Linked DNA regions of Homo sapiens: region 2 is linked to region 1. A link is a loop called in an ENCODE intact Hi-C map of the cell type or tissue named here. Cell type or tissue: dorsolateral prefrontal cortex. All regions are shown on one strand. Each heading gives the region's core, and the rest is flanking DNA. Links, peaks and the distances in the headings are about the cores only. Region 1 has its middle 21 kb from the start of TMEM78. Region 2 has its middle 71 kb from the start of RHOU.

Region 1 (8,333 bases), core at 211-8,210:
GTCTCTGGGTGTGGTAACACACTCAGTTCTGGCCAAAAGACTGTGAGTGAAATCATTGGATGTAACTTCTAGATCATATCCTTAACAGGAAGGGGTGTGATCTTTTTCTATCCCATCCTCCATCCTGTTGCCTAGAACATTGTGGGGACGGGGAAGCCAGTTTGGAGAATGCCAACAAGGGCAGCACCGTAGAGATGGCAGAGCAACTGGAAAAGAGGAACCAGGGTCTTAGATCCTGTGCAGCTGCCATTCCAGCCTTGACTTACTATTTGCCTGGACGACTGGGAGACAGAGCAATAGACATCTATCTTGTTTAAGCCACGATTCTTGTGAGTCTCTGTTAGAGCACTTGAAACTTATCCTAAAGAAAAAAGCCATCAGAGAGGCCCCATTTTCCCCAAGCTGTCCAGTGGCTTAGTCTAAGAGGCCGGTCTACCTGTGATAGAGGCAGGAGAGAGCCAAATGCCTAGGCAAATAGAGAAGGGTCCCTGGAGAGCCTCCCACCTGCCCAGGTCATTGTGGACAGCGGGCTTCACCTAAACATGCCCATGGTGAAAACTTCCGTGCCTTAACATAGGTACAGTAAGGGAAAGAAATCAATGTGGAGGGGCTCAAGACTAAGAGCCCACGTGTGGACTGGCAGTGGTGCCTTTGCTGCTGGTGTATTTTCCTGACCAAAATCACCACCCACCCCGCCCCACAGAGGGCCAAGCTTGTGCCTCCTCACACAGACCTCTCTCTGCTTTGTCTGAAGTCCCACACTGCCCACAGCTGGTCATTTAATTACTCTTGGTTTGATGAGTCTCTTACTAATTCCAATAGTTCACAGAATCATTAGAATTTTGAAGCTGTCAATGATTTAAATGCATATTTTCCCAAGTAGAAATAGAATTTAAATTCAGATAGTCCTAATCTGATGCCTCCTTTTCAGAATGCTCCCCACCCCAACTACTGCTTTGATCATGTTAGAATAAAACTCAGAATCAAACTCCCCGGGAGGCAATGCCTGCAGCCTGCTTTCCAGGCAGTGTGGCTCCCCGCTGTGCCCTTTGAAATTAGTCACAACCCTTACTTCCCGTCTGGAGTTTTTGAGAGAACAGTGACATGACAGCCCATTGTACATGAAGCAAGTTAGGGCACGTCCTGGCCAAGATCCCAGGGTCCTGAGTATCTTGTTTGATCCCGAGTTGAATTTATGGATCACAGTACATCTCTGGCCCCCTTGTTTCAAAGACAGAATCCCTTACGTCACAAGAAGCAGGACAGGAAAAGCCACATAGCAGACTGGATAATTTAAATGTATAATGGTGGATCTGTTTTTCTAGAAGAGCTTAGGTAAACTCGGAGGTGACCTCTAATTCCAAATACAAGGCCAGGTGTGTACTGGGAGCATAATAGATGCTTACTGGCTGACAATTGCAGGGCTCACCTTAACTTTGGCTGTGGAGCACAGCTCTGATCTCAGAGAAAAATATCTTTCTCAAGTTTCCCTTTTCCTTGTCACATTGCTTTGGAAAGCCTTTCTCCAATTTCTCGCCAGCTTGGTCTTTATTTCCCGCCTAATTTCTGCTTCTACCTGCTCTGTTTTTTGTGCTTTTGACTATAGCTACCACACAGAGAGTGAACTACTGTGGTGTTCCTCAGAAATAATCAGGCTTTTTAGTGTGTGTGGTTTTTATTTTTATTTTTTTGCAAGAGGCAGTATACTTCAAAGGTTTGGTCTCACATTTAAAGGTAGGTTGGAAATAACAGCACTCAAGATGCTTTGGGCGATCAGAAAATTCCTCCAGCCCAGCAAGACAGCAGTGGTGTGGCAGAATTTGTTTAACAAAAGATCTTAGTGATTTAGCATTTATTCAGTTTACAGTAGCAGGTGTTTACTTCGAAGCTTAGCAATAGTAGGAGGTAGGGGTGAGTCATAATGTCAATTATTTTTTTCTAACTTCTGCAATTTTTTCAGTTGAGAGAGCTTCTACATCAGTGAAAGGAAGGTCATTTCTCCGTGGATTATCGGATTGAGCAGAGGGCCCGAGAGCAGCAGGAGTTGGGATGTATTTGGGGCAGGTGGGGGTGTAACCTGCAGTGCGGCTGTGGGGTGCTCTGGCCCGCAGGGCCCTGGAAGCCCTCAACTGATCAGAGCGCCTGGTGGGGCTGTCACCATGATTTAAAGCTCTGAGAATATGAATTAGCAGGAGGTAGGCGGATGGTGTCATTCTGGCCCTGAAAGGCTTCCATAAATCAGTGACACAGTGGAGCCCCAGCAAACTTCCTCCCCGCCGGTTTCTGGAGGCTCTCCTTCCCACTCTGCCCAGACAAGTGGAAAGGAGCGATCCCTTGAGTGGGTGGGTTACGGCCAAATGGCCTGCCCTCCCCACAGCTTGCAGATCTGGGCAGTTGGGTTTTCGCTGGAGCTTTGGGCTTCACCCACTGACTGCAGAGCTGCAGAATCCTTGCAGCACATTGGGGCTTGGGTTCTGGCTTTTGGAGGGATTTGGCTTTGACAGTGGTGGTGAGGAGGGAGTCTTTAATGAAACAAATTCTGTCATGTTGGATCAACACAATGGAGCTCAGTCTGCACAGTGGACAAGAATGGCTTGTTCCTTCCTTCTACCCTTTGTGCTTTGTTAACAGAATGTCCCTGGCACTTCTGTGCTCCTGCCTGCTGCCAAAAGCTTAACTCTGCCCTTGCATAATACTGGAGGACACTGTCAGAGGTCAGCTGGAAGTCCCTCATTCGAAGGCAGATGTGAGGGCTAAAACCCTGCCAAGATCCCCAGGCTGTTTTTCAGTGTTGAGGTTGAAACTTTTTCTCTGCCGCCTCCCCCAGTTTACCAACTCCTCCCTCTAACTGGGGTGGAGACTTGCGTCCAGGGAGTCTTCAGCTCCCCTCTATACAGTAAGAACACCTGCCACTGACACCCAAAGCCACGCAGTGATTTCTCTTCACTCTCTTCAGCCCCATGCTCTAGCAGGCTTTATGTTTTAGGGAGGAGCTGGAGTCACACGGAGGTCCGCTGTAGGAAACGTTGCTGCCTTCACTCACCCACTTCTGTTAGGCAAGGAGTTACAGCGGAATCTTACAGCAGAAAACAAAGCAGGAAATATGACCTCCCAGCGTCTCTCTGGGTCTGAGGAACAGGATTCAGGTGTCTCTGTACCTTGGCCAGTTTGCATTCTTGTCTGCCTAGGAATGCCAGATTCCTTTTAAAAACCACAGGTATAGGAAACAGCCCCAAGCCTAAGGTTCTTTCCCTTCCTTACCCTCTTTGTCTCTGTGGCTACTCAGCTCAGGAGGTGAGATGTTTTCATGGTACAGGGGACAGAAATTCCAGTTCTGGGAGGGGGAGCTGGTTGGGCTTCTTCTTTACTGTGGCCAGACATGAGCAACCTTAGCCTTCGGGCTTACACATGCCTAGCTGGTTTGTTTGTTTGTTTTGGTTACAAGGGGAATGGGAATAAGGAAGGAGCAACAGGCAGCTCAAATACCTCATCACTCCTGGAAAACACTATCACTTCCCACGCGTGGGAAGCCGGCATATTTGTTCCCGCAGTCTAGGCAGGTGGAGTATCCCTAATCCGAAAATCCAAAATCAAAAATGCTTTAAAATCCAAAGCTTTTTGAGCAGCAATATGATGCCACAAGTAGAAAATTCCACACTTAACTTCACGTGACAGATCACAGTCAAAACACATTCAAGACTTTGTCATGCACAACATTATTAAAAATATTGCATAAAATTACTTGGAAGCTGTGTTTATAAGGGTTTATATATAAAACATAAATGAATTTTGTCTTAAGATTTGGGGTTCATCTTCAAGATACCTCATTATATATCTTTTTAAAAATGTTGACTTTGGAATATATCTTATATATTCCAAAAAATTCCCGAATTGGAAACATTTCTGGTCTCAAGCATTTTTATTTATTTATTTATTTATTTATTTATTTATTTATTTTTGAGACAGGGTCTCACTCTGTCACCAAGGCTGAATGCAGTGGCGTGATCACTGCAGCCTCAACCTCCTGGTCTCAAGTGATTCTCCCCCCTCAGTCTCCTGAAGCTGGGGCTACAGGAGCACCACCATGCCTGGCTAATTTTTAAAAATTTTTTTGTACATATAGGGGTGGGGAGAGGTCTTGCTATGTTGCCCAGGCTGGTCTTGAATTCTTGGGCTCAAGTAATTCTCCAGTCTCGGCCTTCCAAAGTGTAGGGATTACAGGTGTGAGCCACCACGCCTGACATTTTTTATTTTTTAGATATGGCGGCGGCGGGGGGGTGGGAAGGGGGAGGGCGTCTAGCTATATTGCCCAGGCTGGATTCAAACTCCTGAGCTCAAAAGGTCCTCCTGTCTCAGCCTCTCAAGTAGCTGGGGTTACAGGCACATGCTACTGCACCTGGCTGCAACCACTCTGGATAAGAGCAACCTGTAATCCCTCTTCCACCTGCCTTTTGTTTACTGTATCTATCCCTGTAAAGTACTGCTACTTTCTAGCTGTTTGGCCTTATACAAGTTGCTTTACATCTGTATGCCCTATTTTCCACATCTGATAAATCAGTATTATTTCATAGAATTGCTATGAAGCTTAGATGAGATAATAAAGGCAAAGCTCTTAGAATGGTACTTGGCTCATAGTAAGCACTCAAATATTGTTTTTGTCAACATTTTCTATATATCTATGTATGGCTTTTGTGATTGTTTTTATTTTTAGTCAAGGATTACATCTCATTTCTTGCCTTTTCTTTGTATTCTGAATTCAGGTTGTGTGAATCTACCTGCCACTGCAAATTTTCAAGCTGAAAGGCCATTTGCATTTTACAACCACTCTCTCAAACATTCCTCTAGGGAACTAGCCGTTTTGAATTACTCCTCTCTTTTCTCTCTTGTCTCCAGAATTGCATATTCCAAATCCAGAACAGTCTCAGCATGGCTGCCGTTTTCTCGTTTCTTTGTGAAGCATCCCGGTCCAGGCTGCCAGCCTCACGTTATTTGATTGTTTTCGGAACAGCCGGCAGGGGGCGCGCATCAGCCGTTCCCAGCACTCAGGCGAGGGGTTCTGACTCCCCAGGTACTTCTGTTAATGAGTTCGGTGCCTGTAGGTCTTTCAGTTAGGATGATAGAAAGCTTCCTTGGCATGGAGATTCACCGTGTACTTCTACAAATAGAAGTTTAAAAGACAGAAAGCTGTATATTATCGCTGCTGAGAGCTTTGCAGTCACGCCTCCCTGTGATGAGACTGACTGCTGTGTTACTGTGGGTAAATTGCTCAGCTTCTCTGAGGCAGTTTCTTTTTATGTAAAAATGGGACAGAAGCCAGCCTGGCTTCTAGAGTTGTTGGAGGAGTCAGCATGTGGCTGATAGATGTAGAGCTCTTAGCCACTGCGGTATTTAGGAATTGGTAAGCATCTTTACTCAGGGCACTGAGGCAAGTTTGGGGCCCTGTCTTTTCTCTCCTTACCCATCCACCTCCTTTTCTTCTCCCTTCCTGCTCACTTTTTCTCCATGCTCTTCATTTCCCTGTATCCAGGCCTGAGACCAACGCCTGTGGGTACAAGGGAGCCTCTGTAGGCATAGGGCTGGGATATACAGAGGGGAGGCTGAGCCACCCACAGGGTGAAAAGAAGGCCAGTGGAAACCCCATTCCACTTCCCTCAGCTTTTTACGTGCATTCTATAAACCTCATCTAGTCTCTTGGTCAGCAGAAGCAAAATTAGCCACAATTTGCTCACACTGCACCCATCCCCAACCCCACTCCACCCTACCAGGGCTAAGAGATGTCAGCAAAAATAAACCCCACGAGAGTGTTCTTCATAGCCCGATGCACAGAACTGGCAGTGCCATGTGGGCATCACCCTGGATGGTGTGCATCCTCACCATACCCAGGCACCTACCTGGTCAGATGTGACAAGAGTTGCTCTAGGGACCTGGGATCCCAGAGAGGGTGGGTGGGTGGGATGGGGACACAACCTCAGCTGGCTCAGAGGAGGGTACAGCTCAGTGCCCAGGCTCGGCTCAGCCTGGCTTAGGGGACCATTCAGGCCTGGATTGGCACCAGTGGTTTGGTTGGGGACTAGTCTGGAAGGTTCCACACCTCTAATCTTCAAATGATGCTGGGTCTGTCTTCCAACTGGGGGGCTGGTCTAGGTGCCTTCTGTCCACAGGGGTAGCTTAGTTTGTTTCCTTTGAAGGCCTGGGTCTCTTTCTGGAGGGATAAGGGTCATGTGGGTAGGGGACCAGTTTGTTCTGGCTTTAGCCCTGAAAGTCCTGCATCCCAGGAAGCCACTCAATCCTGGGCACACTGGAAGGGGTGTCCACCTTGTGGGATGCAGCACGTCATGTGTTAATCTTGGTCTAGATCCCCGCAGGAGAGCTGTGTGGCTCTAGGATGTGATAGGGCACTTTGGGACGCAGAATTGCTGGGGAAAAAAAGAACTAACTATCTCCCACCACCAGATTAGATATGGGCTACTTAGAAGTTTCTTTCTTTTCTTTTCTTTTTCTTTTCTTTTTTCTTTTTTTTTTTTTGGTGCAGAGTTTTGCTCTGGTTGCCCAGACTGGAGTGCAATGGCGTCATCTCAGCTCACCGCAACCTCTGCCTCCCGGGTTCAAGCAATTCTCCTGCCTCAGCCTCCCGAGTAGCTGGGATTACAGGCATGTGCCACCATGCCTGGCTAATTTTTTGTATTTTTAGTAGAGTTGGGGTTTCTCCATGTTGGTCAGGCTGGTCTCGAACTCCTGACCTCAGGTGATCTGCCCACCTTGACCTCCCAAAGTGCTGGGATTATAGGCGTCAGCCACCGTGCCTGGCCTGCTTAGACATTCCTAACAACACTGGATGAATGGGGAGCTGGACCAAGCCACTGTCTTCCAGAGTACTGTGGCAAGTGGGGTCAAAGTGGATTCATCCCAAATGGGGATACCTTGAAGTGGCTTCCTGCCTTTGTCCAGGAGCTCCTCCCCGCACCCAGATCCCACAGCAGGAGGGCACTAGAGCCTTGGCCCACACCCCATCCATCCCCGACAGGCTGCAGCATGCCCTGCCTGGTGAGCAGTTTGCCGACCTTTGCCTCTAATTGCTCTCCTCTGCACACAGCCACTTCCTCTGCCTGCAGCAGAACTCATAAAAAGGGAGGCTTTCCTTCATACCTCTGAAAAGTTCAAAAGAACCCATTTCCTAGGGGAGACCTGGTCACGCCATCACTGGGATCAGAGGCTGCTGAGGACGCCAGCCATGAGCTGCTGCTGGCCGGGCCCAGCTGCCCTGAACTGCACCCCAGCCCTGTCACTGCTTTTCAGTGCCAGCATCCTGTGCTCTAAGGCGGTCCAACCTCTATCAAGACCAGCTCTGTTCTCTTTTGGGATCAATCCGCACCCCTTAACCCTGCACTGCATCTTACAGAGCGAGCCCCCATTGCTGTGAATTGTCCATGAAACGTCAAGCCTAACCTAGAATGGTGGGTGACAAAGCCACACCCAGCTTTGGCGAGGTGCGCACCCTGCCCCATCAGATGCTCGCTCCACTGCTCTGCACCCACCGCCCCTGCTATTCCATGGGGCCCCAACCCTGGCTTTGATTGGGAGTTAGAGCGATGTCAGTTTATCTGAGCCCAAAGCACAGGCGTGTTCAGATTGGGAGTAGGGCTTCTGGTTCTTTGGCATGGCTCTTGGGCATGGACCAAACTCCGTTCTTCCCCAGCATCCAAGTTGGTAATGTATGTTCATGAACATCTCAGACAGGATCCTAGACGCCAACCAATAGGGAGTTTCTGGGAGAAAATGAAACAGTTTTGTGCTGTCTGTCCCAGCTGAAGGTGCTCAGGCAATGCTTGTTGAACAAATACATAAATTCTACTTATAGAATAGGAAACAGATCTCTAAAGGGAACCTGCTTTAATAACTTAGAGGTATCTAGAAACAGGATAGGGCTAGATTGGAAAGGAAAACACTCATTTCTAATATACTTTCCTCTCCTAATGACCTCCACTCTCCTCTACCACCCAACAAGCCAAGTGGTGGATGAGTCAGATATGCTTATTAAATAGCATGTGCAGTGGAAGGCTGGCCAGCACCTTCACCATTCCATGCATCCTAACCCTTTCCCCGGCTGCTGTTGCAGCACACACACACACACACACAGAATCTCACACACACTCAAACACACATATAAACATAAACACACTCATATACTCAAACACACACAAACACATACTACACAGACAAACATACACAAACACAATACAAGCATGCACACAAATATACACAAACACGCATATGCACAAAGACACATACAACATATACACAAAACATACAAATACATACATACAAATATATGC
Region 2 (8,333 bases), core at 32-8,031, 560 kb after region 1:
ACTATGATCTGTTTCTGCCCACAGAACACTTCTGATGCCAAATGTGTGTGGTGGTTTGCCCTCACCGACCATTTCTCCGACACCAGCTAAGTGTTCTACAATTGAACTCTGGCACTATCTACCAAGAGTTAGCTTGAAACTCACAGGTTAAAGGCTTGGTCCCACAAGACAGCCCCCACTTCACATGCCAATCGCAATTTGGGGCCATCCATCCTTCTCATCAACTGGCTATAAATTGGGGATTTCCACAACCCTCTTTTTAGGTTGGATATTTGCTAGAAGAGCACACAGAACTCAGCATTTTACTTACATTTACCAGTCCATTACAAAGGATACACATGAACAGCCATGTGCAAAGGTATATACAGCAAGGTCCAGAAGATGCTCAAGCACAGATGCTTCTGTCCCAGTGGAGCTGGGGTGTGGCATCCTCCCAGCAAGTGGATGCGTCCACTAACCTGGAAGCTGTTCAACCCCATTGCTTTGGGGTCTTATGGAGCTTCCATTACATAGGTATGATTGATTAAATCATCGGCCATTGGTGAGTAACCCTCTAATCACTCTGGCAACCAGGTCCCATCCTAAAGCTATCTTGGCAACCACCAGGAGTTATCTCATCAGCATAAACTCATGTACAGTTGAAGAGGCTTACTATAAATAACAAAAGACTATCACTCAGGAAATTCCACCAGTTTTAGAAGCTCTGTGCCAGGAACCTGGACCAAAGACCAAACCTTTATTTTTTATTATATGACAATATCACAATTATGGTTTTTATTGTATCATTTTTAAATAATACAATAAAAAAATCTTGGTGAGTCAAGTATGACTCTAGTTCTACTCCAGTAACTTTTCATAAGTTCTTAACCAGAGATATGGCTGTATTTATCACTTTATTGCTTTATTTAAAAATAGTATTGATCAAAGGTAACATCAAATGTAGTCATTGAAAACATGGGTCGATTTCCCAGAATCAAGTCCAACATGGAGGGATAAATGGAGATACAGGCCAGAGAGAGGCCTGGAGTCAGAAACTAGAAGAACAAGGTGAGAGAGGGGCTCCCACAGGCCAAGCAACTGTGAAGTTCCCAGCATCCTACATCCCCGACTGCTTCTGGCGTGGATGCAAGTGTGTTTAAGATTCAATGCCTCTGCACCTTTTCCCCTCCAGCATCTGCCTCCTCGTGTCTAAGTTTGCCTTTCAAAACTCTGTCAACATGTTAGTTCCTTGAGCTCTTCCTGGATGCCACCAGGCAGTTACTGATCCCTCCCTCTGGGCTTCCACTGTTCTTTAAACATCTGTAACATGTTTTGTGATTATTGATTTATTTTTATGTCTTCTGTTATTTAACCACTTGCTCCAAGGATGGGGTCAGTCTCTGAATCCCAGCACTGGAGCAGTGTCCAGAAAAGAAGAAGCACTTCCTTGTTGGTTAAATGAACCTATTTAGGTGTTAAAACATATCTCTCAGGTGAACTGATAGCAAGCTCATGACAGAAGTTTATTTCACCCTGACTACAAGGAAAGCTATTTCCAACAGAGCCAGCTCAGATTTCCTTCTGTTAGAGAGCTTTCGATAGTTAAAAAATAATAATAATAACAGACAAGTGAGGCTAAATTGCCTTGCTAGATGAGGCACAAGAAAGGTAATGTTTTGCGCTAAAAGTCACTATGCAAATCTCAGACCCTGGGTCAGCCACCTGAGTTACATTCCACAAAACTAGGTGGGGAAATCTCTGGGAGGGCTTTTCTAGTCTCGTTACATTCCATGAGGGAATTGCTGTAACATTTTACAGGAAATGCTGGATATTTATCCAAAAGCACAATAAATTTTGCTCCAGCCTACTTTTTCTCTGGTTTTAGTCCTACTTAGTACCCAAGTAGCCTGAGTCTTGTGGAATGGGGACTTTCAAGTCTTCAGTCACAGGGGTGCACATTCCCTGCTGGCTTCCAAACAGGGGCTGCCACACCACCCTGAGCAAGAATACTCTTACACTGGAGGCTAGGAAGGATAGGAAGGGAGGGATAGGGAGAGATTTGTTAAAGGATACAAAAAAACAGATAGGTAAGGGGAATTAGTTCTAGTGTTCTATATCACTGTAGGATGACTATAGTTAACAATAATATATTATATAGTTTCAAACAGTGAGAAAGAGGATATTGAATGTTCCCAACACAAAGAAATGATAAACCTTTGAAATGATGAATACACTGATTACCATGATCTGATCACCAGATATTATTTGTATCAAAACATCACTAGGTACCTCATGACTATGTACAACAACTATTTGTCAATTAGGAAAAAATAAAATAAATTTTTAACAAAGAATGCTCTTAGACCAGGCACGGTGGCTCACACCTGTAATCCTAGCACTTGGAAAGGCTAAGGTGGATGGATCACTTGAAGTCAGGAGTTCGATACCAGACTGGCCAACATGGTGAAACCCTGTTTCTACTAAAAATACAAAAAAATTAGCCAGGCATGGTGGTGCACGCCTGCAATCCTAGCTACTTGGGAGGCTCAGGTGGGGGGATCACTTGAACCCGGGAGGCAGAGGTTGCAGTGAGCCGAGATCACACCACTGCACTCCAGCCTTGGTGAGAGCAAGGTTCTGTCAAAAAAAAAAGAACACTTCTAGATGCTGGGGTGAAGAAGGCTTTTGTCCATCTTGTGTTAATTATGACCTTTTTATTCTGTATTTTTGATGCTTTGACATCTTGGGGCCTTGCTGACCCTGGAGGGACTGCTTTCTCCCAGGGTAGAAGGTATTACTATTTGAACCACTAGACTGAGTCAAAATGATCTGTCCTCACCAATGTGGATAGGCATTATTCTTCCAATTCCTTGAAGGTCTCAACAGAACAAAAAGACAGGGGAAGGACAAATTTGCTCTTTATTCTGGAGCTAGGACATCCAACTTCTGCTCTCTGACATCAGAACTGCAGGTTCTCAATCCTGGGACTCTGGGACTCATATTAGTGTTCCCCATCCCACTCTACTCAAAGATATATTACTGTCCCCACTCCACTCAAAGATATATTACTGTTCCCCACTCCACTCTACCAAAGATACCTGATTTGAGTCACTCAGAAGACTAGGTAGGGGTTTATTGAGGGAGCTGGCAACCCATCCCCGACATGTGTGACCCAGCCAGAACCAGAGCAGTAGGAGCCTCACTGCCTTCACCCTAGTGCTGCCACGTAGAGCAGCTAGAGCCTCTCCTGTGGACTCAAGCCTGACAGTGGGAGTTCCCTTGGGAAGGTAGGATCACCTTCACCTCTTTATCTTGGTTTCTTTATCGGTACAATGGAAATGGTAATAATAGTACCTAAATCTTGGGGTTATCATAAAGATTAAAGTAATTAAAGCATGTGAAGTGCTTAGACCATGCCTAGTGCATAGCAGGCACTTTATAATCATTTACTTCAATAAAAACATAGGTCCTGGAGCCAAAGGCTTGACCTTAATTGATATGTGAACCAGGTAAAAGTCACTTAGCCATTCTGAGTTTCAGTTTTCTTATTTGTAAAATGAAAATAAAATAGTACCTATCTTGAAGGGTTTTCATGAAGATTAAATAAGCTAATAGGAAGAAATCACCATAACAGCCTGGCACCACAAATGTTAGTTAATAAAGCTTGGCAAGCCGGGCACGGTGGCTCACACCTGTAATCCCAGCACTTTGGGAGGCCGAGGCGGATGGATCACCTGAGGTCGGTGGATCACCTGAGGTCAGGATTTCGAGACCAAAATGGCCAACATGGTGAAACCCCATCTCTACCAAAATACAAAAAATTAGCCGGTCATGGTGGCAGGCGCCTGTAAACCCAGCTACTCGGGAGGCTGAAGCAGAAGAATTGCTTGAACCTGGGAGACGGAGGTTGCAATGAGCTGAGATTGCGCCATTGCACTCCAGCCTGGGCAACAAGGACAAACCTCTGTCTCAAAATCAATCAATCTTGGCAATGAACACGGGTTCCTCCTGGCAAAGGTTTTGGCTCTGTGGGGTAATGCTGCCCTCTGCCGGACAATTTGGTTTCTTGCTTTGTTTGTTTTAATAAACTGTTGGGTTTTTTCCCAAAGTCCCACCCCACCTAGCAAAAAGGTTAACATTCTTCATAAAGATTATTTTCTCAGAATACGTTTCTGAGAAAATGAGTACAAACATGATTTGTTGATTCGCTATCCGCAAATGGCTTTCCTCATTTGAGGAACAAATGAGCCACTTGGAAGCTTACTTGGGCTGCAATTTTATTTCCAATTTTATCTTTATGAAGAAATCCAGGCCGAGCGCAGCGGCTCACACCTGTAATCCCAACACTTTGGGAGGCCGAGGAGGGCCGATGCCCAGGAGTTCGAGACCAGCCTGGGAAATATGGAGAAACCTCGCCTCTACAAAAACTACAAAAAATTAGCCGAGCCTGGTGGCACACATCTGTAGTCCCAGCTACTCGGTAGGCTGAAGTGGGAGATCACGCGAGCCCGAGAGGTCAAGACTGCAGTGAGCCGTGATAGTGCCACTGCTCTCCAGCCTGGGCGACAGAAGATAAGAAAAGAAGAGAAGGGAAGAGAAAAAAAGGAGAGGGGAGAGGAGGGGAGGGGAGGGGAGGGGAGGGAAGGGGAGGGGAGGGGAGGGGAGAAGAAAAAGAAATCCAGCTATGTTGGCCGGGCGTGGCGGCTCGCGCCTGTAATCCCAGCACTTTGAGAGGCCAAGGCGGGTGGATCACTTGAGGTCAGGAGTTCGGGACCAGCCTGGCCAACATGGTGAAGCCCCGTCTCTACTAAAAATACAAAAATTAGCCAGGTATGGTGTCGCGCGCGCGTAATCCCAGCTACGTGGGAGGCTGAGGCAGGAGAATCGCTTGATCTCGGGAGGCGGAGGTTGCAGTGAGTTGAGATCATGCCACTGCACCCCAGCCTGGGGGACAGAGTGAAATTCCGTCTCAAAAAAAAAAAAAAAAAAAAAAAAAGAAAAGAAAAGAAAAGAAAAGAAAAACAGAAAAGAAAAATAAAAATAAAGAAAAATAATGTCAGCTATGTGTTGAGATATTGCTGCTTAATTTTTTTTAACTTTTCTTTTTTCTTCTTAAACTCAATAGTAAGAATATGCTTAACTTTTCCGATTTTCCTTATTATTGCTTTCCTATGAGTTGAGAATATTGTGATAAGTGCCTAGTCTGGTAATTTGCACACACATTGTATTCTCTTGTTACAGTTACAGTGTGATAAAATAAATAAATGAAAAGTCATAGCATGGCAAAAAGTATAGCACTTGAAACACTGTAGTGTGCTAGTTGCCTCACTGTGGTTTGTGATGTGTCTAAAGCAAGGGGAAATAATGAGAACACCACACAAGGTCTCTGTCCAGACTATTCAACTCTGATCTTTGAATCACAAAAGCAGCCGTAAGATACATAAATGAATGAGTGCAACTGCGCTGTCATAAAACTTTATTCATAACTGTTGAAATTTGAATTTCACATAATTTTCAAATACTACAAAATATCATTCTTTTTATTTTTCTCAATTGTTCACAAAAGTTAAAACCATATACAAAAACAGGCAGCTGACAATTTGGGCACAGAATCTGTAGTTGTGGACCTCTGGTCTAGAGTCATCCACCAAGAGCAGCCAGATCCCGAGGGGACAGAATGGTGATTTAAACAGAAATATCATGGGGACACTATTGCTGCATTCTTTAGACCCTTGAGGGTGTCACTTATCTCTGCCATTCCCCTTGATGCAGCATTTTGTCTTGTTCTCTCTTGACTAGGGATATAGTTTTTTTAATGTGCAGAACATGCAGATTGGTTATATAGGTATACATGTGCCATGTTGGTTTGCTGCATCCATTAGCTCGTCATTTACATTAGGTATTTCTCCTAATGCTATCCCTCCCCCAGCCCCCCACCCTACAACAGGACCCAGTGTGTGGTGTTCCCTGCCCTGTGTCCAACTGTTCTCATTGTTCAGTTCCCACCTATGAGTGAGAACATGCAGTGTTTGGTTTTCTGTCCTCGTGATAGTTTGCTCAGAATGATGGTTTACAGCTTCATCCATGTCCCTGCAAAAGACATGAACTCATCCTTTTTTGTGGCAGCATAGTATTCCATGGTGTATATGTGCCACATTTTCTTAACCCAGTCTATCATTGATGGACATTTGGGTTGGTTCCAAGTCTTTGCTATTGTGAATAGTGCTGCAAATAAACACTCGCGTGCATTTGTCTTAATAGTAGCATGATTTATAATCCTTTGGGTATATACCCAGTAATGGGATCGCTGGGTCAAATGGTATTTCTAGTTCTAGATCCTTGAGGAATCGCCACACTGTCTTCCACAATGGTTGAGCTAGTTTACACTCCCACCAACAGTGTAAAAGTGTTCCTATTTCTCCACATCCTCTCCAGCACCTGTTGTTTCATGACTTTTTAATGATCACCATTCTAACTGGTGTGAGATGATATCTCATTGTGGTTTTGATTTGCATTTCTCTGATGACCAGTGATGATGAGCATTTTTTCATGTGTCTTTTGGCTGCATAAATGTCTTCTTTTGAGAAGTGTCTGTTCATATACTTTGTCCACTTTTTGATGGGTTTGTTTGTTTTTTTCTTGTAAATTTGTTTAAGTTCTCTGTAGATTCTGGATATTAGTCCTTTGTCAGATGGGTAGATTGCAAAAATTTTCTCCCATTCTGTAGATTACCTGTTCACTCTGATGGTAGTTTCTTTGGCTGTGCAGAAGCTCTTTAATTTATTTAGACCCCATTTGTCAATTTTGGCTTTTGTTGCCATTGCTTTTGGTGTTTCAGTCATGACGTCCTTGCCCATGCCTATGTCCTGAATGGTATTGCCTAGGTTTTCTTCTAGGGTTTTTATGGTTTTAGGCCTAATGTTTAAGTCTTGAATCCATCTTGAATTAATTTTTGTATAAGGTGTAAGGAAGTGATCCAGTTTCAGCTTTCTACATATGGCTAGCCAGTTTTCCCAGCACCATTTATTAAATAGGGAATCCTTTTCCCAGTTATTGTTTTTGCCAGGTTTGTCAAAGATCAGATGGTTGTAGGTGTGTGGTGTTATTTCTGAGGGCTCTGTTCTGTTCCATTGGTCTATATCTCTGTTTTGGGACCAGTACCATGCTGTTTGGTTACTGTAGCCTTGTAGTATAGTTTGAAGTCAGGTAGCGTGATGCCTCCAGCTTTGTTCTTTTTGCTTAAGATTGTCTTGGCAATGAGGGCTCTTTTTTGGTTCCATGAACTTTAAAGTAGTTTTTTCCAATTCTGTTAAATCATTGGTAGCTTGATGGGGATGGCATTGAATCTATAAATTACCTTGGGCAGTACGGCCATTTTCATGATATTGATGCTTCCTATCCATGAGCATGGAATGTTCTTCCATTTGTTTGTCTCCTCCTTTATTTTGTTGAGCAGTAGTTTGTAGTTCTCCTTGAAGAGGTCCTTCACATCCCTTGTAAGTTGGATTCCTAGGTATTTTATTCTCTTTGTAGCAACTGTGAATGGGAGTTCACTCATGATTTGGCTCTCTGTTTGTCTGTTATTGGTGTATAGGAATGCTTGTGATTTTTTGCACATTGATTTTGTATCCTGAAACTTTGCTGAAGTTGCTTATCAGCTTAAGGAGATTTTTTTTTTTTTTTTTTTTGAGACAGAGTTTCGCTCTTGTTGCCCAGGCTGGAGTACAATGGTGCAATATCAGCTCACCGCAACCTCTGCCTCCTGGGTTCAAGCAATTCTCCTGCCTCAGCCTCCTGACTAGCTGGGATTACAGGCATGCACCACCACACCTGGCTAATTTTGTATTTTTAGTAGAGATGGGGTTTCTCCATGTTGGTTAGGTTGGTCTCAAACTCCCAACCTCAGGTAATCCACCCACCTCGGCCTCCTAAAATGCTAGGATTACAGGTGTGAGCCACCGCACCCAGGCAGACTAGGGGTATAGTTTTAGGCTTCTGCTTGGCTTTCCTTTTCTATGATGAATTTCACCTCACAGTCCTAGGGTATGGTGAGGATTTTTATACATCAATCTTCATATGGGATATTATTCTACAGTTTTTTCTTGTAAAATCTTTGTCTTGCTTTGGTATCAGGGCAATTGTAGCCTCATAGAATGAGTTAGGGAGTACTCCCTCCTCTTCAAGTTTTTGGAAGGGATTAAGAAGGATTAATATTAGTTATCTAAATATTTGATAGAAAAGTCAAGTCCAAGGCTTTTTTTTTTTTTATTTTTTTCGGTCAGGAGATTTTTGGTTACTGATTCAGTCTCCTTACTAGTTACTAGTCTATTCAGATTTTCAATTTCTTCATGATT

What was found. Hi-C counts contacts between places; a loop is a spot of excess contacts. Peaks named below come from ENCODE experiments on the same cell type or tissue, not always from the same donor. Only the 100,000 strongest peaks of a DNase experiment are listed, where the experiment ranks them.
Region 2: a loop joins it to region 1, with 19 times the contacts of the local background. A loop is called at or near these places in 59 of 110 quality-filtered maps.

What each region holds. Positions count from the first base shown.
Region 1 is chr1:229,224,326-229,232,658 of GRCh38, reverse strand. No RefSeq gene overlaps it. Among named protein-coding and RNA genes, the nearest start is that of TMEM78, 21 kb to the left of the region's middle. RefSeq lists enhancers at 3,880-4,605, 7,196-7,769. In dorsolateral prefrontal cortex, for the core only: CTCF peaks have their summits at 793, 2,891, 4,809 and 5,008 (motif pointing right); DNase peaks (open chromatin) are centred at 738, 1,063, 2,768 and 4,998; H3K4me3 peaks cover 1,592 bases; H3K27ac peaks cover 7,915 bases.
Region 2 is chr1:228,660,268-228,668,600 of GRCh38, reverse strand. It overlaps a transcript of RHOU not described here. Among named protein-coding and RNA genes, the nearest start is that of RHOU, 71 kb to the left of the region's middle. In dorsolateral prefrontal cortex, for the core only: CTCF peaks have their summits at 3,813 and 4,017 (motif pointing left); a DNase peak (open chromatin) is centred at 4,000.